Linked DNA regions of Mus musculus: regions 1 and 3 are each linked to region 2. The links are chromatin loops, found by intact Hi-C in ENCODE. Cell type or tissue: left cerebral cortex. All regions are shown on one strand. Region 1 overlaps Igsf11 (immunoglobulin superfamily, member 11). Region 2 has its middle 67 kb from the start of Gm36585. Region 3 holds the start of Igsf11 (immunoglobulin superfamily, member 11).

Region 1 (8,000 bases), 93 kb after region 2:
TGTGTGCTTGAAACCTCTCAAGTTTCTAGTCCTTCCTTCCTTCCCCTCCTCTGCTGCCTGCTTCAGGTTCCCCAGGGGATTAGACCAGTCAGAGAAATAACACAGGAACAGAGGACCCGGCCTCTCCCCAGTCTATGGAGAAGGAAACAGCCCTAGCACGGAGTCAGCATTAAGCGCACAATCAGGCAGGAAGTCCGTTCTCCTTTAAGCACATAGATGAAGCACAGAACTCAAATCTTTAAGGTATGTCAAGAAGCTGCCCTAATATTAGAAGATTCTCACAATCAAAAGGAAAAAAAAATCACATGACACACAGAAATAACTCCTCCATCCCTTCCATCACGGAGGCAGTGCTGACTGCAGATGTCAAACCTGTGATGCTCAGATCCCAAACGTCTGTCTTCACCAGCATAGACCACAGCATTAAACGGGGTACTTACCCAGCTACCTATTTTTAAGTGACACTTGAAAAATTAACACCATCAAGCTTCCTAAAAATAGGGCAAATCAGCTTTGTTTTATTTGTTTAGAGACATGTACAGAGCATCCGCCCACTGCCTGCTTCCTGCACTGCAGGAGTCATGGAGATGCAGTTACATAAAGGATGAAACAAAGAAAAAATTCGTCCCGTCGCTGCGAACAAATGCCCAAGGTAATCAAGTTTGAAAAAGAAGAAGATCTGACGTAACCTTTTATAGATCTGAGTTTGTGATTGGTTGACAGACCTGCTGCTTTGGGCCCATGGAGGAAATGTGTGCAAAACTGCTTGCCTTATCACAGGAAGGAAGGAAAAAGGAAAAGAGGGAGGGAGGGAGAGAGGGAAGGAGGGAGGGAGGCAAGTGTTCTACTCTTTCCTTCACAACAAATGACAGGAAGACTTCGTATAAAGTCTCTCTCTCTCACTTAATGGTTCCCCTCCCTCCCAAAAGTGCTACCCGAGAGACCAAGTCTTAGACACACGGGCCTTTGGGAGACATTCCAGACCTGAGCAACAGCAGCAGCCATCTGGTGACATGAGACTAATAAAGACAGGACCCAGCCATGAAGCAGAGCTTCTAATAGGGGAAGAGTGGGTACAGGTAGACAGAACCAGACTGAAGAATCTACATCCAGGAGTGTCCTGCACAAAGTTTATGGGGAAAGATGCAGATGGAGAATGGCAGCACCAGCCAAGGAGTGCCTCTGCAGGCCTGCAGGGAAACACAAGCGGGCTCTGAGAGACACCTGTTCCAGTGATACTGAACTTAGCATCTGTTTTGAGGCTCCCGTTGCAATGATGATAAACTAATCAGGGTAACTTCAGCGCTTTATCCTTGCTCAACGTTTGCTCTCAAACTCTACATCTGGGGATAGTGCAGGAGAGTGTAGGCACCCTTGGCCTTTATTCTGGAAAAAAAACCAAAATTCAATTCTTTTACCAAGTCCACACAGAGCCTGCTGTCAGCCTGCACTTCCCTGCAGCGAGCCTTCTGTGAGTCTCAGGGATACAAACATGTCCATGTCCTTCTAACCATATAGACATCTTCCTGAGTGTCTCCCAGGTTGCCCCGTCAGAGGACTCTAAAGCCGGGCCTCGGCTCTCCAGCTACACAGCTGCCTGCACCACTCTCCAGCCATGGCGGCTGGAGCACCTATCTTTATGTTAGCACTCCAGCTTATACTTTTCTGAGGAAAACAGAAACTGATCTAGACCCTGGGGACCCATTCCTTTCACACCTGGAATGACACATAAAATTTTAGAGTCATGACATCAACTCTTAGGATATGACTCACACTGTATTTACAGTTTCCTGAAAAATAAGAATAAAAAGAAAGTTAAAATTGCAAACATGAATAAATATTGCTCGTGGCAGGGTAGAGTACTGTTAAGATTGCCCAGATGCTCCCACATTAAGCCAAGCAGCAGGAGACTCAGCAGAAGCAGTGTGTGTCTAGGAGTGAAGGTTGAACAGGTAAATTTACAGTCTGCAAAGGAAAACCTGGCGATGGGAAAGGACATTAAATAGGTCCCTTAAAGTTAGCAAGATTGTCAGTGAATGGTTATGTTAGGGCTAATGTCATATCATTTAGATCTATCCAAGGTGTTCAATTAAATTCACCTAGCCTCATAATGCACACAGAGATAAATACCAGGAGACTCCCAAGACCATGGAACAGAAAAAGAAGAACTCTGGTGTTCTGCTTTGTTCTCAGTGAAGCTGGGGTGAGTTTTGCTATTTGGAGTTTATTTCTGTGCATCTCACATGGCCAGAAATAAACAGCCAATGATTTTGGTGGCACCTAAATACCAGGATCTAAATATGAGTTCTTCATGTTCCCATGGTCTGAAAACACATGGAAGGACACGGCCTCATGAAATTTTTTATCTGTTAGAATGCAAAGCTTAAATTTATCCACTGAAAATATTCAACTACATTTCCTCTCCATTTAGCCTTTTGGACGCCCTGTCTCTCAGGTTGCTTCTCCCCTGCTCAAATGCTTCTTAGGGCACTGTAGCTACTTTGTTCAATCTCTCCCAGCCTTACGTGTGTTTTACAAGAGAAAGAACTGAATCGCTGTTTTGTATATAAGAGAACACTGTTCAATAGCTAGTTGTTGAGCAGTATACTTAGTTATGGCTGCCATCATAGCAACACCAGCCTTATGCTTGAGAAACAAGTATAAATGAAAACACTTTTAGAAAGGTAGCCCAGAACCTCACTGGCATAAAAAAAAAATGTTAAGTGCTCAATGACCCCCGTGGAAGGAATAAATAAAGGCACTTTTGATAAAGAATTGGCACCTGTCAAAGCAGGATCATACAATGCAGTTCACACCATCGCTGATCGAGAGTTGGAAGCCATGACCTTCAGGGAACCTCATACATTTGAGGGTGTACAATAGTAACAAATATTTCGGCAGGCTGGAAGAGATGGCTCAGCAATTTAAGGACACTTGTTGCTATTTCCGAGAAGCAGGGTTTGGTTCCCAGCACACGTATGGCATCTGACAACCATCTGTACCTCCAGATCCAAAGGATGCCCTCTTCTGGCCTGCCCATGGGTACTGAGCACACAGGATGCACAGATATATACACAGGTTTACCCATACACATAAAATAAATACATCTTTAAAAAAAAAAAAAGGATTCACATCCAAAGCCAGCAATGTGGCTCTTGCTCTGTGTCCTGGCTAGTTTTATGTCAATTGGAAACAAGAGTCATTCTGAAAGAAGGAACCTTAATAGACAAAAAAAAAAAAAATGGTCCTATTGGACTGGCCTATGGACACTGCTGGCACATTTTCTTGACTGATGATTGATGTGAGAGGACCCAGCTTACCTCAGGAGGTGCCACCCCTGGACTAGTGGTCCTGAGTGTTGTTTTTTAAAAAAAGGAGGCTGTGACTGGCCTCTGCTTCAGTTCCTGACTTGATTTCCCTGGATGACGGAGATTGAAACAAAACCTTTCTTCCCCAAGTTGCTTTAGTTCATGGTGTCTTATCACAGCAATAGAAATCATAACTAAACTAAGGCTCTGCACAAGCCAGGGGACTTCCGTTTGATTCCTAGAAATCGTGTAAAGGTAGAAGGAAAGAGACAACGTCATAAAGCTGCCCCCTGACCTACACAAGTGTGCGCATGGATGTGTGTGCTCACACACACTAATTTCTTTTAAAAGTGTTATGTCTAAAGAGCTGAGTATATAAGCACTGTAACTTGTAAATAAAAGGAAGGAGGAGAGAGGAAGAAAGGGGAAAAGACATTAGAAAGGCACTCCACCCGGCCCTTTCCACTGGTGATACGGATTTCAGTCTCCTCTATTTTTAGCGCATCTTTTATTTCTGTTGTGGTTGCTCGTCCCCTATCTCTCAGCCCATGTTCTCTCTGCTCCTCTCACACTGAGCCATCTATCTCTCTACCCGCAACCACTTGCCCCTCCCGGCAGGGAGCAGAGCTTGTCATATGCAGAGAGAGAGGGGCCAGGCCTTTCCTGCCCACCAACATATGCCAACCCCAGCAGTGGCCTGGCACACATAAATGAGTCCTGATCTGAATAGAGTTGGGCATGGCCAGCCCAGAATTAACCGTTCTGTGTATAAGGCCTGGGCACCCACCCAGCAGAGAAAGGCATTCAACACATTCAGGATAATTTCCCGAAAAATGAGCAAAAAAAAAGCCCCCCCCCCAAAAAACAAAAAACAAAAAAAAACTGGCTTTCTCTGTTAAGAGCCTGAGTCAGGAATTTGGTGCCTTGGAATCGATGACACCACGGCTTTGACAGAAGATGAAACAGAGGAGGTGAAATAAAGACCCCACTCATTTCTTTAACTGACTTGTCTCAGTTCCCAAAAACCTGGTGCCACAGCAACTTGACATTCAAAGAGAGGCAGGCCATCTTGGCCTCCAGGGCTCCTGTCTCTGTAGACCTGTGCTTCAATCCCTAACACTGAATAGACTGCCAGCAACTCTGCTGCGCCCTGAAAGACTTTAAATAAAGTCATGTGGGACGATAAGAGATTGGTACAATTGCAACTGTGATGCTAAGCTGGACCACAAAAGATATGGAACGCTGAGAATCAAGGGCAAGGTGGGGGAGGCGGGATCAATGGCATATGTCGAGAAACAAGACCAGTCAGGGTACATTTGAAAGACAGGGGTCACTAGATTAGCTGGAAAGAGGTCTCATCCCGTAGGAGATAAAGTGTGTTGGTCTCCTTCCAGGTCATCTTAATGTCAAGTAAAAGCTTGGCCCCGGGGACAAAACAATCCTTCGATGAGAGTATGTGAATGGCAGATATAGGAGAGTGGAATTCTTCACAAGTGCAGTTGATGGCCAAGGGAGACTGGCCTGGAGCCAAACGGCATGGCTGTTCAGTGAGGATGACCACTTCTATACTGGTGACCATGATGAAGAAAAGCGAGTACCGGGGAAGGAAGAACTGTCAATCCTCGTGGTAAGCCCCTCCTCCCAGGATGTGGACGGGTCCTCGTATCTCAGAAGACCTTGGAGGATTTTGTAATCTAGCCTGAGGACCCCACAGTGCTTACACACAAAGTGTTTGCAGGACCTGATCTTGCCCCTCTTCACTGTGAAAACCACGCAGCTGCCTCCCCCAGAAAGCTCTGCACGCCTATAATTTTGCCATTTCCTTTGATTTCTCTTTTTGCTGTTTTTCGTTTTCCTAATCAGGGAGGGGTCTAATCTGAAACCAGGTTGGTACCATGAACAGTAGGTACACCGCTATTGCCATCTTCTTTCTTTCCCTCACCAGCTGTTTTTCTCATAGAGTTAAGCTTTCAAAACATAGAGTTACCATCATGATAAAAAAAGATTAGCATTATATAACGAACACAATTACCTTTCCTTTCTGGGCTTACACACTTTTCTCCGTTTCTATCAGTTTACCTCAAGGATTAGGCCATTAATCTCCGGTGTCTCAAAGCAAGCCTTGAAATAGTTCAGCCCCCTTCCCAAGACTAATGTACGGCACAAGCCTCATCCTAATTACTCTAATTACGTGAAGAACATAATGAGATCCAGCAGCAGATGGCTACAGATTAAGTCCCACAGAAAAGAAATTCTCCCCCATCGCCTCTTATTGAAGAACCCCTGCCTTGGAAGATCAAAATTAAATCATTTGTTCACAACACCAAATATAACTCTAAATATTACCCAGCCTTTCTACTTCCTTCAATAGTATCTCTTCTTAAAAGTGAATTCACTTGTCTATGTAGGTTACGTTACAAATGAAAACAGCTCTGTTTAACAATAGGAAACAGAAGCTAAATGTCCGCAGCAAGTTTTCAGTTTATACTACAAAGCATAGATTTCCACAAGCCTGTCCTAGCGTTTCAGAAATGGGTCCTACCTATGAAATATGGAATTCTGGAAGGAACTTGAGTGCAACAACAAAAAATATCTCAAACACTGCTAATCCCTGCCTTATACACTCACAAAACTAGAGTGTCAAATCTCAATTCACCATTCTAGTAACCATGGCTTCAATCTCCCAAAGGAATTCAGTATTTTTTTTTTTCCTTACAAATGAGCTTGTCAGGGGCTGGAGAGATGGCTCAGCCATTAAAAGTACTTGTTGCTCTTCTAGGGGGACTGGGTTCAGTTCCCAGCACCCATGGTGGCTCACAACTATCCTTAACTGCAGTTCTGGCCTCCACTGGTACTTGGTATACACAGCACAAAGGCAAACATGCAGGCAAAACACGCATAAAATCGATTCTTGGCCTTTTGACTAAGAGTGTAAAACACCCATAAAATAAAATACATAAAAATAAAATAAAAATATAAAGTAAAAAGAAAAAATAAGTTTTTAAGAATGATTTTGTGGGGCTGGAGAGATGGCTCAGAGGTTAAGAATGCTGGCTGCTCTTCTAGAGGTCCTGAGTTCAATTCCCAGCAACGACCACATGGTGGCTCAACCATCTGTAATGAGATCCGATGCCCTCTTCTGGCACACAGGTGCGCATACAGATAGAACACTCATATACATAAAATAAATAAATCTTAAAAACAAAATAGTTTGTTAGTTGGGCATGATAATGCACACCCAAAATGTTAACACTTGGGAGGCTGAAGCAGGAGGGTCAGGAGTTCAAGGCCAGCCAGCACTGGCTTTGTAGAGAAATCCAGACTCAACATAAGTTTCTTTCCTAACTTTTTCTTTTTGAGTTAATGGCAACTGGCTTAAATCTTGAAACTATCTTTCCTAACTGTTTTAATATCATTGTGTCTCTTCTTTCAGATAAATTAACAAAGGCAGGACCCCAAGCTGTTACCATCACATGCCTAGGACCCCCTTCACCTGTCTCCTAATACCATAAAAGAGGCAAGCACCAGGCTGCTCTGGCCTGCAGCTTGAATGGATGACCTATGTCACATGTCACTGCAGAAGGTGAAGGTGACATAGAACAGCCTGACTCCTGCCACCAAGGAGACCACAGATAGAATGTAACTTTTCATACTAATGTGAAGTCAGAGGATACTGTGAGACCCGATTACAGGTGATTATAGATAACCCTTCTACCCCACAGCTATGTTCTTGCTTCATTGCTAATGTAATCTCCAACTAGGTTGTCAATGCGCCTCTGTACTCTTCAGCAGACAGGAAATATGAACATTCCCTGCAGGCTCTGCTCTTCCTCCCGACTCCTGCCCAAGGCAACACTCCAAGTTCAGTATCAGAGAACACCTGTCATAATCAGCTCAAAAATTAGGAGTTCTCTAAGAGGCAGGCTTCCTGTGTCCCTTCTCTGGAGGGATAAACAAACACTGAGTTTTATCTGCTTCTCTGATGCAGAATTGCAGTGTTCATCATTCCAGGAAAACTTGAGTAATGGTTCCATAGTAGCATTTTCTTTAAAACAGCCATTATAGGACCATGGAAAGGTGACATGCAAGAAATATGGTCACCTGACACCACTCTGTGGGTTCAGTTATGTTCTTTTTTTGACATATTTGCCTGAATTTATACATGAAGCTGGCCTGGCTTAGATCTCTAAGTCAGTTGCCTTATTACTTGGCTTGTAATTTTCTAGGCTTTTTTTTTTTTTTCTCAAGACAGGGTTTCTCTGTATAGCCCTGGCTGTCCTGGAACTCACTTTGTAGACCAGGCTGGCCTCGAACTCAGAAATCTGCCTGCCTCTGACTTCCAAGTGCTGGGATTAAAGGCATGTGCAACTATGCCCGGCGGCTTTTTTTTTTAATTATTTATTTTTATTTTATATGTAGTGGTGTTTTTGCCTGTGTGTATGTCTGTGTGAAGTTGTTGGGTCCCCTGGATCTAGAGTTACAAACAGTTGTGAGTTGCCACATGGATGCTGGGACATAAGCCCAGGTCCTCTGGAAAAGCAGCCAGGGCTCTTAACCACTGAGCTGACTCTTCAGCCCGGTATTTCCTTATTCAGGGTCATAGTGTGTCAACCTGAGAAATGTGTGAATAATTAAAAATTAAAAAGAGAAAAATAACAATAAGAACATATTCAGAAGTCAGATTTTCCTGTC
Region 2 (8,000 bases):
GCCTCAGCCCAGTAATGTATAGTAGTATAATGTATAGGGGCCTAGGCATCCCACTCCTGTGCCTTCCTAACTCTATTATTAGCAAGTAGCAAAGGCTCAACTCAAATCAGAATCAGTAAACAGGGAACTTAATTGCCTCTTGCATCTGAAGTCTAGACAGCCTTATCTGGTAGAAATGTGATGCACACACATTTAAGCATTGGCAGTAGGCACATAGTTTTGAAAGTTAAAACAGCAAGGTAAAATTAATTTTTGTAATTTATTTAATCCAACATATGTCACATGATTCACGTCCAGTGTGTAACTGAAATCTTAAGACTGTTGAGATTTGTCTTCTGCTGTGTTTAAATATGGCACACAGAGTATCTTAGTTTGGGCTACGCTGCAGTTTAGAAATGCAGTTTTCCCCCAAATGTCCTAGGTTAAAGATGTAGTCCATGGGCCACTGCAATTAGAGGATGGTGTACATTTAGGAGGCAGACCCTAGAGAAGTGAGTTAGAACACTGGGGACCCACCCTTGGAAGAGCTATTATGAGCTAGCTCCCACTTCCCATGATGTGAACAGTTGCTCTCCAGCATAACTCTCTACCATAATATCCTACCTTGCCACAAAAGTTATGGAGCCCACTGACTATGCATAGAAACTATAAGCCGAAGTGTGCTTTTCATTCTCTCGGTCAGTGGTTCCCAACCTGTGGGTCCTTGAGAGTCTCAAATCAGATATTCTGTACACCAGGTATTTACATCACGTTTCATAACAGTAGCAAAGTCACAGTTTCGAAGTAGCAATGAAATAATTTTATGGTTGGGGGTCACCACAGCATGAGGAACTGAGTTAAGGGTTGCAGCATTAGGAAGGTTGAGAGCCACCGCTCTACGTTGATATTTTAGCATAGCAACAGAAAGTTGATTGATACAGACCTGGTGATATTTTGCCTAGTAGCCACGTGTATTGGTGGCAATCACATTGGACATCACAGACCTAACTCACCAAAAAAGGTGGATCCAGGAATCAAACTGTGCAACTGGGATTCTCCCCGCTTGGGTCTTTCTTTGTGTTTTGCGGCCATCCTTTTTAAAAGAGCAGATATAACTTCATTGGTCAGGAGATGTGCTCCCTCCAGGGAATCTAAATTGTATTGGGCTTAAAGCTCAGAGTCATGGAGGAAAAGAGGTCAGCTAGTGGCTGTAGTTGGCTCTGCTCATGTCACATGGCCTCCTTGAGTCCCCCAAAGACTCAACCCCAGCCCACCTTTTGCTAGTACACAAAGACTGGGCCTGGCCACAGGCTTCTCTCTGGATCTGAGGATTGAAGGAGCCACATAATACAGGAAGGTGGCTTTTCAAGGGAATAGATGTGGCAGGAAACACATACATCCATTTAACTACCACTTGTAGGTTTTAAACAGCCCCCACACCCAGACTCTACACAGGGCCAGCGTAAGGCAGTTCAGAAAGGTCGCTTTTAACACAGCTGTCCACCCAGTCAGACCTCAAGGACCAGTTCTTCTTTTTCCACCCACATCTTTGTGTCAGAGGAATAGATCTCTCACAGGATGTCCACCCCTGAATCTGCAGGGGCCACGTCTCCTCTCCCCCATACTGATCATGTCCCAGTGTGAGAACATCTAGCTCTCTACAGCCCTTGGATTTATTTGACTTTGGCCATCTGTCCTTTTTTTCCCATGCACATATTTGCTGGAGTCTCAGGACCAGGACACTTTGACTCAGCTGTTCCATTCTATTAGCATTGCCTTTATGGAGCAAGTTTAGCCTAACATTGCTTTCTCCCAACATTGAATACCAATACCGATAGCCTTGAAATCGTGACCAGCAGGAATTACAGAGTACAGAATCTATAAGCACAGATTCTGGGGCCATCCTGAAGCAAGGGTTCAAATCCCAGCTCTTCCATCTAGTCACTGTGATGCTGGGCAAGTTAGTGGATCTTTCTATGCCTTAGTTTTAACATATTCAAACGATGGACCTATTTACCAGACATGCACTGTAAATTACACATATAAACATTTGTAAAATGCTTTGTTGAGAGCCTCTACGTTTATATTATGGAAGATAGGACTGGGGAAGGCAGAGCCACAGAAGAAGGCTTCTGTGCAGAGGCTAGACCATATACCAGTGTGAAGAAGCTGGTAAGTACAAGTCTGCAAAGGGAGGTGTGATGGGTGAAAGGCTACTGATCAAGGACCACGAAAGACAGTTGACTGAAAAGGACTTCCTCTGTCTGCTGGCAGCTATGAGTGCTGGGTCAGAAGAGCATACTGTGGGGAAGAGTGGTAAGGTAAAAGTGTGGTGGTTTGAATATGCTTGGCCCCTATTAGGAGGTATGGCCTTGTTGGAGTGGGTATGGCCTTGCTGGAGTGGGTGTGGCCTTGTTGGAAGAAGTGTGTCTCTCTTGGAGTGCGCTTTGAAGGTGCTTCTGTGCTCAAGCTCCACCCAGTACAGAAGAGACAGTCTCCTGTTTGCCTTTGGGACAAGATGTAGAACTCTCAGCTCCTCTAGCATCACTCCTGCCTGGATGCTTCCATGCTTCCCACCATAAGTTTAATGTACTGAACCTCAGAACCTGTAAACCAGCCCCAAATAAATGCTGTCCTTTATATGAGTTGCCTTGGTCATGGTGTCTCTTCATAGCAATGGAAACCCTAACTAAGACAGCAAGGAAAACTGGAAGTCACAACAATCCCTCCTAGTGCATTAACCCACACAGTGCTATTGACCCTCAAAAGAAGCTGGGTCTTCACAAAAATGCACACATGCCTGGCCCAAGATTCAAAGAGGTCGAAGAGGGTACAGTGGGGGACAGAGCAGAAGCATGTCTGGTACCTGCTGGGTCCCCACAAAAGGCAAAACAGATAAACAGTAATAGTGGTACTTGTAACGCCAGCACTCAGGAAGTGCACAAGGATTGTGAGTTCAAGGTCAGCTTGGGCTACACGGTGGACCTGTCTTTATATAAAAAAAAAAATAGAAAGCATATAACCAATAGCAACATACAGTGTGGTGGCCCCAGGTTTCCACATACCAATTTTCTGCACACAAAATATTATTGTTTTTAACAGAACCATATAAAGATGTGGCTGAAAGTTTAAAGTGCTAGTGATCCCACAAAAGGAGCTGGGGTCTTCACTGAGTTACACACATGCCTGGCCCAAGATTCAAAGAGGTTGACCAGGTTATAGTGAGGACGGGACCGAAACAGAGAATGTGGCTTATAGTTTAAAACCATCCTTAGTATTGTGAATGCTACTACCATTGAGTGCATGTCTTCTGCAGATTTCATTTATTGCTAATATTACAACACTTAGCCAAATTGCCTAAGGCTGAGTAGGTGTTATGACCCACTAAGAGTCACAGAGGGCTGCTGCTCTGTTGTGTTCCCCTGTGTGCCCCATTTCAGGACACCCCATTCGGCTAATCCCCTACTGTGCCACCGGGTGGCAGCAGAGTGAACAGTGTGGACACTTAACACTATTTACAAACCAGCTTTCAACATGTGGGTTTGCATCAATTAAACAAGAATGGGCATCCTGAGACTCTCGTGGTAAGCCTGTGAGATTGGTCCCTATTAGGGAGCCACGCCTCATTTGTTCATACAAAACAAAGTGAATTGTTAGGAGGAGATGTTTGCCTGTAACTTGCAGTAAGTCTCACTCTGGAGCTATGGAACTCTGGCAGGGACCAACATTTGAACAAAGGTGTAAAATATATAATATGATGCAGGGCATGGTCTACATCTTAACAATAATCAAACAGTACAAAAAGGGGAAGTCACTTACAATGCAGGTGGCTGCTGTTAAAGTGTTTCTCCCTACCATATACTGTTGACTACCCAATACTGAAGAAGTATATTTGGAACAATAGCTATATGCCAATCTCAGAGGATGACAGATCATTGAAATGCCCCCCTTGTTCTGGCCTGTTTTTAATAATCCCTCAGTCCTTATGACTAGTGCCAAGACGTAAGATCATACCAAGGTGATGTCCCTAACAGTACAACCTTGTCTCCTCATCCTGCCTGCTTTGCCCTTCTCGGACTCATGGGCATGGTCAGGTTCAGGTCTATACAGGAACATATGATACAGTCATCACATATTTGTCACTTGTCCGTTTCAAAATATTCTCCATACCTGTAACTTCACCTGGAACTACAAAATAAACAGAACACATGCCACCATGTTCACTTTAGAGAAATGGATTTAGGTAGCTCTGGCTATCCTCCCAAGTTACACACCCTCCTCCAATGCCTGACACTGACTGTGAGTCAAAGCTCTAGTCTGAGACTTCACCTGAACGCACCACGCAGTGTGGCTAGTACTATACTTATTTGATTATGGCACACAAGTTTAGCACAGAGGCAAGAACGCTGAAAAGAAAAGGAAAGGAAAGGAAAGGAAAGGAAAGGAAAGGAAAGGAAAGGAAAGGAAAGGAAAGGAAAGGAAAGGAAAGGAAAGGAAAGGAAAGGAAAGGAAAGGAAAGGAAAGGAAAGGAAAGGAAAAGAAGAGAGAAGAGAAGAGAAGAGAAGAGAAGAGAAGAGAAGAGAAGAGAAGAGAAGAGAGGAGAGGAGAGGAGAGGAGAGGAGAGGAGAGGAGAGGAGAGGAGAGGAGAGGAGAGGAGAGGAGAGGAGAGGAGAGGAGCGGAGCGGAGCGGAGAGGAGAGGAGAGGAGAGGAGAGGAGAGGAGAGGAGAGGAGAGGAGAGGAGAGGAGAGGAGAGGAGAGGAGAGGAGAGAAGAGAAGAGAAGAGAGGAGAAGAGAAGAGAAGAAAGAGAAGAAAAGAACTTACTCTTTGGCCTAGTGTTTCCCTGGAAGCACTGTACCAAACAAAACTCCAAAAGTTGATGCACAGCAATCCACCGCAGTGCTATTTGGAAGAGTAAAATCTGAATGTGACAGAAATGTCCTCCCTGATGAGTGTTGGATTTAGTGAAAAAGAAATGCAGAGCATTATGACACAGTCTGTATTAGATTTACAGACTATCTAAAAGCACACACATGTGCCTTTAGATAGTTGGTAGGTAGAGAAAAGGCTCCGAGAGATAAAACTTATATTGTTGTGGGCACATGTATGTGTGCAGGTGTGTGTGTCTGTCTATTTGTGTGTGTGTCTATCTGTCTTTTGGTTTGTCTGTCTGTCTCTGAGTCTGTGTGTCTCTGTATGTATCTATGTCTCTGTCTCTGTAGTTATATAAGTATGCATGAGTGTGTCTGTCTGTCACAACTATGAACACGCATATCCATACACTGCACACATACAAACAATATAAGGTTTATCTCTCGGAGCCTTTTCTCTGCCAACTATCTAAAGGCACGTGTGTGTGCTTGGTCTGTAACTCTAATACAGACTGTGTCATAATGCACGGCATTCCTTTTTCACTAAATTTAGAAGCTGTTAGACACGCATATGTGTGTATCTGTTTCTGTGTGTGTCTGCCTATCTCCCTATCTCTGTTTCTGTCTGTATCTTTCTGTATGCCTCTTTCTGCATGTGTATCTGTCTGTGTGTGTGTGTGTGTCTGAGTGTGTCTCTTTGTCTCGGTCTCTGTCTGCTTCTCTCTCTCTCTCTCTCTCTCTCTCTCTCTCTCTCTGTGTGTGTGTGTGTGTGTGTGTGTGTGTTTCTGTGTGTTTGTGTAATAGGAGTCTTTCTCCATCATTCTCTGCCTTATTCCTTTGAGCCAGGATCTCTCAGTTGAACCCAGAGCTCACTGATGTGGCTAGTCTTACCACTTGCTCTAACAATTCTGTCCCTGCCTTCTGACCTCTGCAATTATAAGTGGACCACTATAGCCACCCAACATTTTAATGGGGTCTGGAAATCCAAACTCCAGCCACCATACCTGGGTAGTAAGGCTTATGCACTAAGCCACCTATCTCCCCAGAGGTATTTTATTTTTTAAAGTAGTCTCTGCAACCTACTAAAAAAAAAAAAAAAAAAAAATCAACAACAAAAAACCTACCACTTGGTACCATTGAAAGCCACAGTTTGAAAGGAAAAAAGTTAAATTAATCTGTGATTACGATACAATGAAACATTCCTTAGCTACAAAAATATTTTAAATAATTGCATGAAATATTAATGTATTATTATAGTAATCAAAATAAAAATTGTCTCTAGAGCCTGGCTTTAATGGTTTTTTTTTTAATTGGGATAGTTTTCTGAGGTTATTCTAAACAGAGTGCTTCAGTGCGCCTAATGTTGCCATTTATTGCAGGGAGCAGATGAGGAGGAACCCAAGATGCCAACGGACTGAGAGTGCGGGATGATCTTGGGTTAATCGTGTATTCACTCTATTCTTTATTGTCGATAAACACTATGTTCTCCGTTTTCACTGTGAAAAAGTGGCTCCAGCCTATTAGGGGAAGGCAAACATCTCAACAAATTAGCATACCCACATTGTAGATGCGGGACACAGGATGTGCTATGGGATAAGATAAGAGGGAAGCAAGATCTGTCTAAAGGTGATCCCCAAGCTGAGACTAAGACTGTGATTACCCCCAAGGGTCCGGGATGGAAAGAAGAGCTTTCCTGGTGGGGGGAGGGGGCAGAGGGAGGGCGGGGGCGGGGGAAAATCCTGGGCCACCTAGGAGGTCCCGTAGATTGGAGTTAAAGGTAGGGTGGGCGCGCAGAGCTGAACAGGGAGGCTGGAAAACTAAGCATGAGCAAAATGATGGAGGGCCTGTTGTGCTTGCCAGGAAGCCTAGACTCTTCAGGGTCCAGAAAAACACACACTGGGCAGTTCTAAAAGCTGCAGTGCCTACGTCATGCACACCCCTCCCCCAGTAACATTGATTAGTTGGCCTTTGTGAGAACCGCTGTTTTTTGTTTTTTTTTTTTGCCTGACCTCTTTCTGTAGGCAAAGAGGGACATTAGAGAGTGTGATCAGCAAAGGTATAATTAACACATCTCCAATCTGCATGTGTGGCACGTGGTCGGAAATGGACGAGATCAGTGGCAGGAAGTGAGGTTGAGGAGCACCCAGTGATCGATTGTCCAGGTGAATAGAGGAAATGCAAACGCTAAAAGGGAAGCAGGTGGGGTGGGAGGAAGAAGGCTAATGAAGCGTCAAGTGGACAGCCTGGGCCTGTATGGAGGCAGTGTTGATAAACAAGCAGGCGAAGGGAAAAGATGAATTTCTGTACTATCAGAATCCCAGCGGGTGGGCGATGCTCAGTCTTCCACTTCTCCACCCTGTCCGCGTTCCAGATGGCGGCTCATCTAAGCATCTTGTCCTTCTGGAGTCTCATTCGTGTCTGAGCACAGGAAGAGGGACATGGAGTTGGAGCGGATCTAGGGTCCAACACCTTATGGATGCAAAGCAGGTGGAAGTTAATGATGTATGAACCGTCTAGCACAGGATGGACCATCTAGCATAGGATAGGCCCACAATAGTTATCTTGCTAGTAGTAATTTCTTTTTCATGCAAGGGAAAACTAAAGCTAGAACCTCCCTACCTCCTCCCATTCCCTCTCATAAACATATCCCAGAGTGCTCTAGTTAAAGTTTAATATGGCACTTTCTTTTTTGGACAAGATAAAGAAATTTTCCTTTCGTGTGTAGGATAATTAAAGTCAGGACTGGGTGAAAGATTTCCCTCTTTGGGCTGTCTTCCATTAACTGCAAAGAAGAACCACTCTTGCCTGCTAATCTTCCCTGAAATTTAACTTTCTTTTTTCACCCTTAATTCAAATGGGAGTTAGTGGGTAAGTTCCAACAGCAACACATCTAAAGATTCCTTGGACCCATCTAAAAGTTAATTCCTCTTCAGTGCCTTGGAAGTAACGGAAAACACTAGACTTTATAATAAGAAAAAGAAAAAGAGGCAGCAGAGGCCTCCGTTAAAGCTGTTCTTTTTATAAAAGTTCAGTCACAGATCAATGCGATGTTAATGAGCTGCCCTCCGTTGGTGTCTGGAGCAATGCTGGGGTTTGAGATGCCCTCCTGACTTCTGGGCTAACAAAGGGGGCTTTCAGCTCCCTGCTTCAG
Region 3 (8,000 bases), 150 kb after region 2:
ACAGGCGTGTTCAGTAGTGGACTTGACGTCCTCCAGATGGTGGGGAAGGGTGCTGTTCTTGGAGTGCAGGCAGAGACCTGTTGGTGCCAGTCAGTCCTCATCCAAGGGGGAAAAGTCGCAGGCACTGTGCTTACAGCAGGACCCAAAGTTAGGGATCCAACGACCCTTCTTCAAAACGCCAAGCATACATAAAAGCTGAGGAAGTTGAAGCCAATTGTTATCTGTAACAATTGATCTAGAGCCCTTATTTTAAATAAACTGGTCCTAGAGGGGTGTGTAGAATAAAGTGAACGGGTGCTTCATTATTCAGCCTGGGTTCCACCATAGAACTCTTCATGTAGTCCAACAGGGCTTCAAACTTGTAATCTTCCTGTCTCAGCTCCCAGATGCACCAAATTACAGAGCACACCCCCACAGCAGGCTTAGAGATAGTGTGAATGAGAAAGCAACCACCCCTCAACTCTGTACCAACTCAGCCAGTCCCCCTCCCTCACCTCCTGCCGCCGCCGCCCACCGCAGCGACTAGACTGTGACTAGACTCTTGTGGCCCAAGCTCATCACCTACCTCCCTTGCCACTGAGTCACATGGCTTGAGTATGAAGATTCAAATGAGGATGTCTGTTATAGGTGTTTCCACTCCTGAAGTGTGAAAACGCGTCTGAAGATATACCACTTACTGTTACCAGGGGGGGAGAAGCCCAAACACGAGTCTCCAGCCTCGCACATGAGGTCTGACAACAGTACTTAGCAGAACACTGTAAAAGCTCCGGATGACTGGGTGTTTAAACTGAGTCCTGTATGCTGAGTAAGCTGATCCTCTCTGAACTCTTCACACGCTGTCTCTCTCAAGATGGCCAAGCTACAGATTTTGACTTAAAAAAAAAAAGTGAGGCCTTCCAAAAACAGTTGCACATCAAATTTTAAAGCTGGGAAATTGAAATTTATAGTCAGCTTCTCAAAATAACAACGATAAAATATTTCGTGACTTTTTCTTTTGGATACGGCCTTTTTTTTTTTTAACACACTTCCTCAAATTCTGTGAAATTACCTGCTCTTTCAAAGAACGGCCAATAAAAGAAGTATTTCAGATACTCTTCTGTTTATTTGTTGAGAGAGCCTTATTATGTATCCCTGGCTGGCCTGGCACTCACTCTGTAGCTGAGGTTAGCCTTCAACTCACTGAGATTCACCTGCCTCTGCCTCTTGGGTGCTGGGATTAAAGGCAAATGTGGCCTTACCTGACTCATTTAAACTCGTCTAAGCCATTGGTGGAATTGCACAGTAGTAAACTTTTCTATACAAATTCCCTACAAACTTATTTCACAGAAACTGAACAAAAAATAACAGCAATATGCTTGTCTTTCTTTTACTGAAGAGATGTTTATATTTCTGGTGCATTGTTCCCCCATTACCGCTGTTGGTCACTCAAACAGAATCCAACTTTTCCCACTTTGGAACAGAATCGATGTCACAGAAGTTCTAAAGACACACCGCAACCCAGTCAAAGCGACGCTGCCGCTGTCTGGGTCAAGAATTCAAGGAGGACACAACTTTCTCCTGGGCACTGCAAAATAGAACCACCCCACTCTCTCTCAGCACAGCCTCCCCTGGGCCTGTGGGGAAACAGCTCTGTGGCCTTTCTCAAGACAAAGCCCTAACTCAGCTTGCCCTCCCTCCCCCCACCCCTCCCCTCCGCCTTTTCTCTGCCCCTCCAGTTAGAGATCTGCCCTCTCATTAGAACCCGCCCACACACACTCTCCGTTCAAATATACTTCAGCTCCAATGTTTCTTGAGCTATGAAGGCCCAACCATCCTCCATTTAGATAATCTAAATTCTAGGCCAAGTCCAGATCGAAAGCTCACTTTGCCGTGAAATAAATATTCCTTGATGCCGCTGGCAAATGCGACTCAACATTTATTTGTTGTACCATCAAGTGTTTGGGCATGCTGATATTTAAGATCTTAAGAAGATCCCATTAGGGCTACAGACATATCCTCCCACTGTCTCCCTGCCCCACCCACCCACCTGATGCCCAAGTGCACCCAGTGGTAGCAAAGGAAATATCTGCCGAACAGAGGAACACGTTTTTTGAGAGTTAAAAGTGGCTCTACAGAACAGACCATCTCAAAGACGGGAACAACCTTGGAAGTCCTCAGAATCAGTCTAGTATTGAGTAGAAATCCTTCCAACCCAAAGCAAAGGCATAAATCAGGTGTCTGCCTATGAGTGATCCTAGAAACAAAATCACCTTTTTAAAAGTACTGCCTAATAAATTCAAAACACAAACTCTATCGGCCAACTAAGTTTCATGACAGATTTTCCAACTTAGTTTAACGACAGATCTTTCTATCAAAACCATTTGGAGCTGTTATTACAGCAACGTTTACAGCATTTCAGCTGTGTTCAAGGATTATGAGGAACATCTATGAATTCGCTTATTTCACCTTTGACAGAAGGACAGGAAGACACAGGCCTGCTGAAAGCAGTGAATGACAAACTCAGTTTGGAAGCTCAAGCGCATAAATGCACACTTTGGTATGTGACCTCACTACGTGTATAGTGTCACTAAAAAATATGCCTACTGAACTTCAAGACGTCAGAACACGGTCCCTGGTATCGTCATGGACGGTAACAGGCCAGTTTGCTATGCTTTCTCCTATACCAGGTGAACGACCTAAAACTGGGTTACATCAAGATTAAAACATCGTTTATTCAAGTAAGGCCATAAAAATGACTGGAGACCTACAAAGATGTCTAGAGAGAAATAGAATTAACCACAGCACACTCCATCACTGCACTAGCTTCTTAAAGAGAAGCCTTCTGGACAAATTTCAGCAAACCTCAGCAACCAATTACTGAGTCAGAAAACTTGATTCCACAGAACAATGCACACACAAAGGCAGGATTGTAGAAAAGGACATTCAGAGCCTGCCTATGATGATTACTGGGGGGAAAACAAAACGTTAAGAAAAACTTAAGAAATCAAATTTGAATAACCAACTGTTTTCAAGCGCTTGCTCATATTGCTACATTCTATGTATTTTTATAAGGCAACTTAGACCCTTCTGGTTACAAAACGAAGTGTAAATAAACTTTGCTTTCGGATGTAATCGAGCGTTTGGGTTTTTGTTGTTGTTGTTGTTTGTTTTTTTAATAAAGTGAAATGTTTACCCCTGCATATGTTTTAAAGGTTATAATGAAGTTACAACTTTAAATCTGAAAAAAAAAACTTTTAATCAATTTAATTCTTTTAATATCGCAAACTCCTTCAAGGCTGTGGTAAAGCTACAAAGTTTTCCTGGAGCCCTCTAGTAAGGGCAGGCGACTCTAACACTATTTCTAAGTGGACTGGCAGCGGGAGTTCGTTCCGGGAAGTGGCGGCGGGGAGCGGCGCTGGGGTTACAGCGCTTGGGGACACCTGGCAGACGCGGGCCTCCGCTACCGCCCCGGGGCAGCCGGTTCCCAGGCCCTGCGGGCACCAGCGGGCTCGGTCCCCCGAGGCGGCAGGACAAGCTGAGTTACTCACCGAGCAGCGACACGAGCAGCCAGGACGCCGGAGCGGAGCGCCGCCGAGTCATGCCGGAGCCGCCGGGGGAGCCGCCGTCCGCCGGGCTCCTGGGCGGCGGGGTGCAGCGTGGGACCAAGCGGGACACGGGAGCGCCGAGGCCACTCCGCTCCGCCGAGGCTCGGGGCAGGCTCGGGCGTCCCGGGCTCGCCGGCCGCCGCGGCCACCACCAGCCGCCGCAGCCACTCCCCCCAGCTCCCGCCAGCTCTTCCCCAGCCGGGGGCTCGGCACCGCCTGCCCACTCGCCGAGCGGTCTCCAGGGCAACCGCGACTCCAGTGCGACGCCTAGTGGCCAGCCGCAGAATGCACAGAACTCAAGGCTGGCGCGGCCAGGCCACCTGCTCTGGTCCCCATGAAACCTGCAAGGACAGGTTGAACCTAAAACCCCAAAGTGGCTTCCCTCAGATCCAACTCGTCTTTCTTGGCTGAAGTTTTCAAACAGTCCCTACTCTGACCATTTTAGTCTCTCCTGAAAACCATTTAATCTATCTGAAAGAACCTTAGGAGTCTTTTAGAAGACAGGAAGACCTTTAGGAAAGTTAACCTGTCCAAGGGATGAGTTCCCTTATTGTAGTCCAGTGCAGAGTCGTCAGCCCTGAAACCATATACAAACAACAAAAAACCGGATTGCATCTCCATAGATGGATGGATGGATGGATGGATGGATGGATGGATGGATGGGCAGACAGATAGATATGCATACACAGGCATGTGTAACTAAAAAAGAGGTTAATAACTTGAGAATGGGGAGAACACGGGAGGAGTTTTAAAAGAGGGTATGGCTGGGAAGAGATGGAGGGAAGAGACCAAAGGAAAGACAAAAGTGATGTAATGCTATTTCAATTAAAACCAGGATGATCTAAAATGCCTGACCTTTCCATCTAAGCCTCCCAAGCCCTGGGATTACAGGCCTGCAGCCATGCTTGTCATCTTCCAATGTCTTAAGTGATTCCTCACCAAGCTCACGTTTCCTTAGACTGCTTTTTAACACCGAGTACTGTCTTGCCTTGACTGTGGCACCTGTGTCTTCGATGGATGTTTTTACCTTTTGCTTGTTTGCTCTGGTTAGACTGAAGAGGCCTTCATAACATTTGAAATGCTTTTACTTATTTGAACAGCATTACCCACCCATCCTTTCCCAATTTAGTTTCTGTTTCCTCCTACAGCCCGAAGTCATTTTCTGCTTCCACACCCACACTGAGCCTTGGAGTTTTGAGGACCTACCTGCCCATGAACCTCCCAGACATGAGATCAGATTCTGAACAGCTTAGATTAGAACTCCTGTAGCCCTTCAGAATTCTGAACCCCGACACCTCACAGAACCAATTTTGCCAGGACAACTCAGAAACAATAGTATACTCAGGAGCATGGCAAATGTAGAAAACAATGTTTTAAAGAGAAGTATATTTGCACAATGATTTAAGGCTGTGTAGGAAAAACAAAAATATCAAGAAAGTAGAATTATAAAACTAATTTAAATATTGAAATGTTATATTTTGAAGAAGAAGAAAAAAAGGAGAAGTTTTAAAATGCCAATCACTAGAGCACTGAGAGAGGAACACTTGGTTTTTGCAGAAGACCCGAGTTCTGTTCCCAGTACCCACGTGGTGGCTCACAACCATCTGTGATCCAGTGTCCTCTTCTGACCTCTGAAAGAACCAGGCTCACATGTGGTGTGTATACAACTGCCGGTCCAGCATGGCCTTGGTGGGGGCAGAATGACAAGGTTCCTGCCCCTAGGACAGGGCCACCAGGCACCAGTGTCGGTGGCTGCTGTGAGCCTGGGGCTTGAATGTATAATAATGTACAAATTTTATGTTCCTCCTTTAAGTAATGTCCTTCCTGTTAACATTAATGACTCCATGATAACCAGAGACATCGAGAGTCAAGGAGGCAAAGGTATAGCTAATGTCTTAGCAAAATGATAAAAACTGGACCCTTCAGGCTGTGGGAAAAGACTCTTAAAAACATGGATTAGAAAATATGTAATTTCTCAACTATGCAAAAATATAACAATGCAATATGAATTGTATAAGGGGCTTTGCAGATCTAAAGGGACAGAGGCAGCTACAGCATGAGCCAGCTTGTCAGAAAGATACTAAGACAGGCAGATACAAATGTAGGCAGATTCCTGAGTCCAGGATCAGCCTGAGACAGAACAAATTTAGGTCCAAGTGTGCTAGAAATGGGTAACTTCAAGACAGCATCTCACCCAGCTAGCTTTTCAGTATGTGCTGAACAGAGGCAGGCAGATCTCTGATTTCTTTCGCAATGTTAAAAGAAAATGTGTGTTTGCTAAGAATTAAGTGGCTGGAGTCACAGGACCCTGAGTCACAGGATGATCAAAAGGGAACCTGGAGTCAATGACTGGATTGGTATGCAAGATAAAAGACTGGGCTTATGATCTGCAGGAGATGATCTATCCAGAAAAAGTTTTTTAGCATACTAAGAGATAACTGCTTACAGAGCTGTCTCAAGCAGAGCATAGAGAGAAAGCTGTATAGAGATCTTGAGAGAAAGCAGATCAGAGAGAAAGAATGCAGAACAGAAGAAAACAGGCTGGAAAGCTGTCGCCAGCAGAACACAGGCTGCTGGACCCCCGATTTGACTTCAAGTGGATTGTTTTCACTGCTTCTAGACACCCTTTCTTCAGAACCCATATCCAAGCTGAGGCTGGTTCTTGGCATACAAGCATAAGACAAAACACTCATTGGCTGTGTTTGTGTGTGTGTGTGTGTGTGTGTGTGTGTGTGTGTGTGTGTGTGTGTGTGTGTATTTCAAATAATGCCAATCATTTTAACAGGGGTCTTATGAAAAGAAACTCTATTCTCATGAGTTGGGAATGCCTAGGCTATGGTCACACTTCTTATTTCTCTTTTATATTAATAAGAATTTCAATTTTTAATGTTAGTGTTATCCCTAGCTTATTCTCATCCATTTACCCTCCAGAGCAAATTCTAGACTTTTATTTTCTCTGTCTAGTCTCTCTTTCTCCCTCTCCCCCTCCCCTTCCCCCTCTCCCTTTTCTTATAATCTGACCCTGTCCTCAACAAGGCACAGAAACAATATAGGTAGAAAAAGAAGCTATGGAGTGATCAACACAACTCAGGACCATCCAACTTTGCCTTGTCATAACCTGGAATTTAAATGACAAATAAAAATTTTTTTCAGTTAAATAGATAATCTAGTTGCCTGTGCTTAAAAGTCCTGATAAAGCAAGTCGCTGGCTACACTCATTACACAAATGCAGCAAATATTAACTAAGCAGAAATGCCGTGTCAGGGCACTGGGTTGAAGGTTAAACAAAAACCATGTGGAGTAATTCCTGACCCCAGACAAATGCCACTTGTACCTGGACTATATCTGTGCTATCACGACTCATCAATGAATAGCCTCTTTGTCACCACAGCAAGTTACTGTCCCCCAGACAGGAGCCAGTGAGTCACTAGGACACAATGCTAGCCGTTTGGTGGAGGAGCCTTTGTAAAAGAAAAGGCTAGAAGGAGGGACAGTCGAGTGTCTGGGAGACACAGAAGCACAGAGGTCAGCTGGGGATAGTGGACTCAAGGAACAGGCAGGAGAACTAGGAGGTCACAAGCTGGACTCAAAGGCTCTCAGCTATTCACTCCTCCAGGAACAGGCAAGGTGTGATCTTTAATTCACAGAAACACCAGCACCGTCGTCGTGGGCTACATTTTTACTGAGGATAAATCTCACCATGCTCTTTTATCCTAATCTGCCTATAACCACGGTAGGATTTCTTTAAATCCCTTAAGTATTCCTAGCGAGAAAGCAACAGACACATCAGACATTTGTACAGTGCTTTATGTTTCAAAGTGATTCTGCATATGCTATCTGGTGTGATCATCACAGCAACGCCAGGGGGTAGGGAAGGTGCTTACTACAACCCCTCGTTCATACAGGACGATACCGGGTCTCAAGGGAATCAAAGATGCTTCGGGGACTGCAAATACCAGGTGTCTTAGTCAGAGTTTCTATTCCTACACAAACATCATGACCAAGAAGCAAGTTGGGGAGGAAAGGGTTTATTCGGCGTACACTTCCACATTGCTGTTCATCACTAAAGGGAGTCAGGACTGGAACTCAAGCAGGTCAGGAAGCAGGAGCTGATGCAGAGGCCATGTTTCTTACTGGCTTGCTTCCCCTGGTTTGCTCAGCTTGCTCTCTTATGGAACCCAAGACTGCCAGCCCAGGGTTTGCACCACCTACCATGGGCCCGCTTGATCACCAACAGAGAAAATGCCCCACAGCTGGCTGTCATGGAAGCACTTCCCCAACTGAAGCTCCTTTCTCTGTGATAACTCCAGCCTGTGTCAAGCTGACACACAAAACCAGCCAGTACACCAGGTAGAACGAGAACCAAGACTTCTAACATGTTCCCTATAGCTTTCCCAACTACATTAGGAAGTCATT

The links. A loop is a pair of places that touch in the nucleus more often than their neighbours do. Peaks named below come from ENCODE experiments on the same cell type or tissue, not always from the same donor. Only the 100,000 strongest peaks of a DNase experiment are listed, where the experiment ranks them.
Region 1: a loop joins it to region 2, with 2.7 times the contacts of the local background. A loop is called at or near these places in 7 of 42 quality-filtered maps.
Region 3: a loop joins it to region 2, with 5 times the contacts of the local background. A loop is called at or near these places in 16 of 42 quality-filtered maps.

Annotation. Positions count from the first base shown.
Region 1 is chr16:38,951,511-38,959,510 of GRCm38, reverse strand. The region is part of intron 1 of Igsf11 (immunoglobulin superfamily, member 11); the gene reads right to left. It also overlaps the pseudogene Gm34258. Among named protein-coding and RNA genes, the nearest start is that of Igsf11, 53 kb to the right of the region's middle. In left cerebral cortex, a CTCF peak has its summit at 6,447 (motif pointing left); DNase peaks (open chromatin) are centred at 146, 502 and 3,986; H3K27ac peaks cover 3,402 bases.
Region 2 is chr16:39,044,541-39,052,540 of GRCm38, reverse strand. No RefSeq gene overlaps it. Among named protein-coding and RNA genes, the nearest start is that of Gm36585, 67 kb to the left of the region's middle. In left cerebral cortex, a CTCF peak has its summit at 3,440; a DNase peak (open chromatin) is centred at 3,472.
Region 3 is chr16:38,898,087-38,906,086 of GRCm38, reverse strand. It overlaps Igsf11 (immunoglobulin superfamily, member 11), which reads right to left and starts at 3,742. Exons shown (of 7, transcript NM_170599.2): 1 at 3,528-3,742. The coding sequence starts at 3,579. In left cerebral cortex, a CTCF peak has its summit at 3,858; DNase peaks (open chromatin) are centred at 3,822, 4,743, 5,228, 5,753 and 4 more places; H3K4me3 peaks cover 2,669 bases; H3K27ac peaks cover 2,961 bases.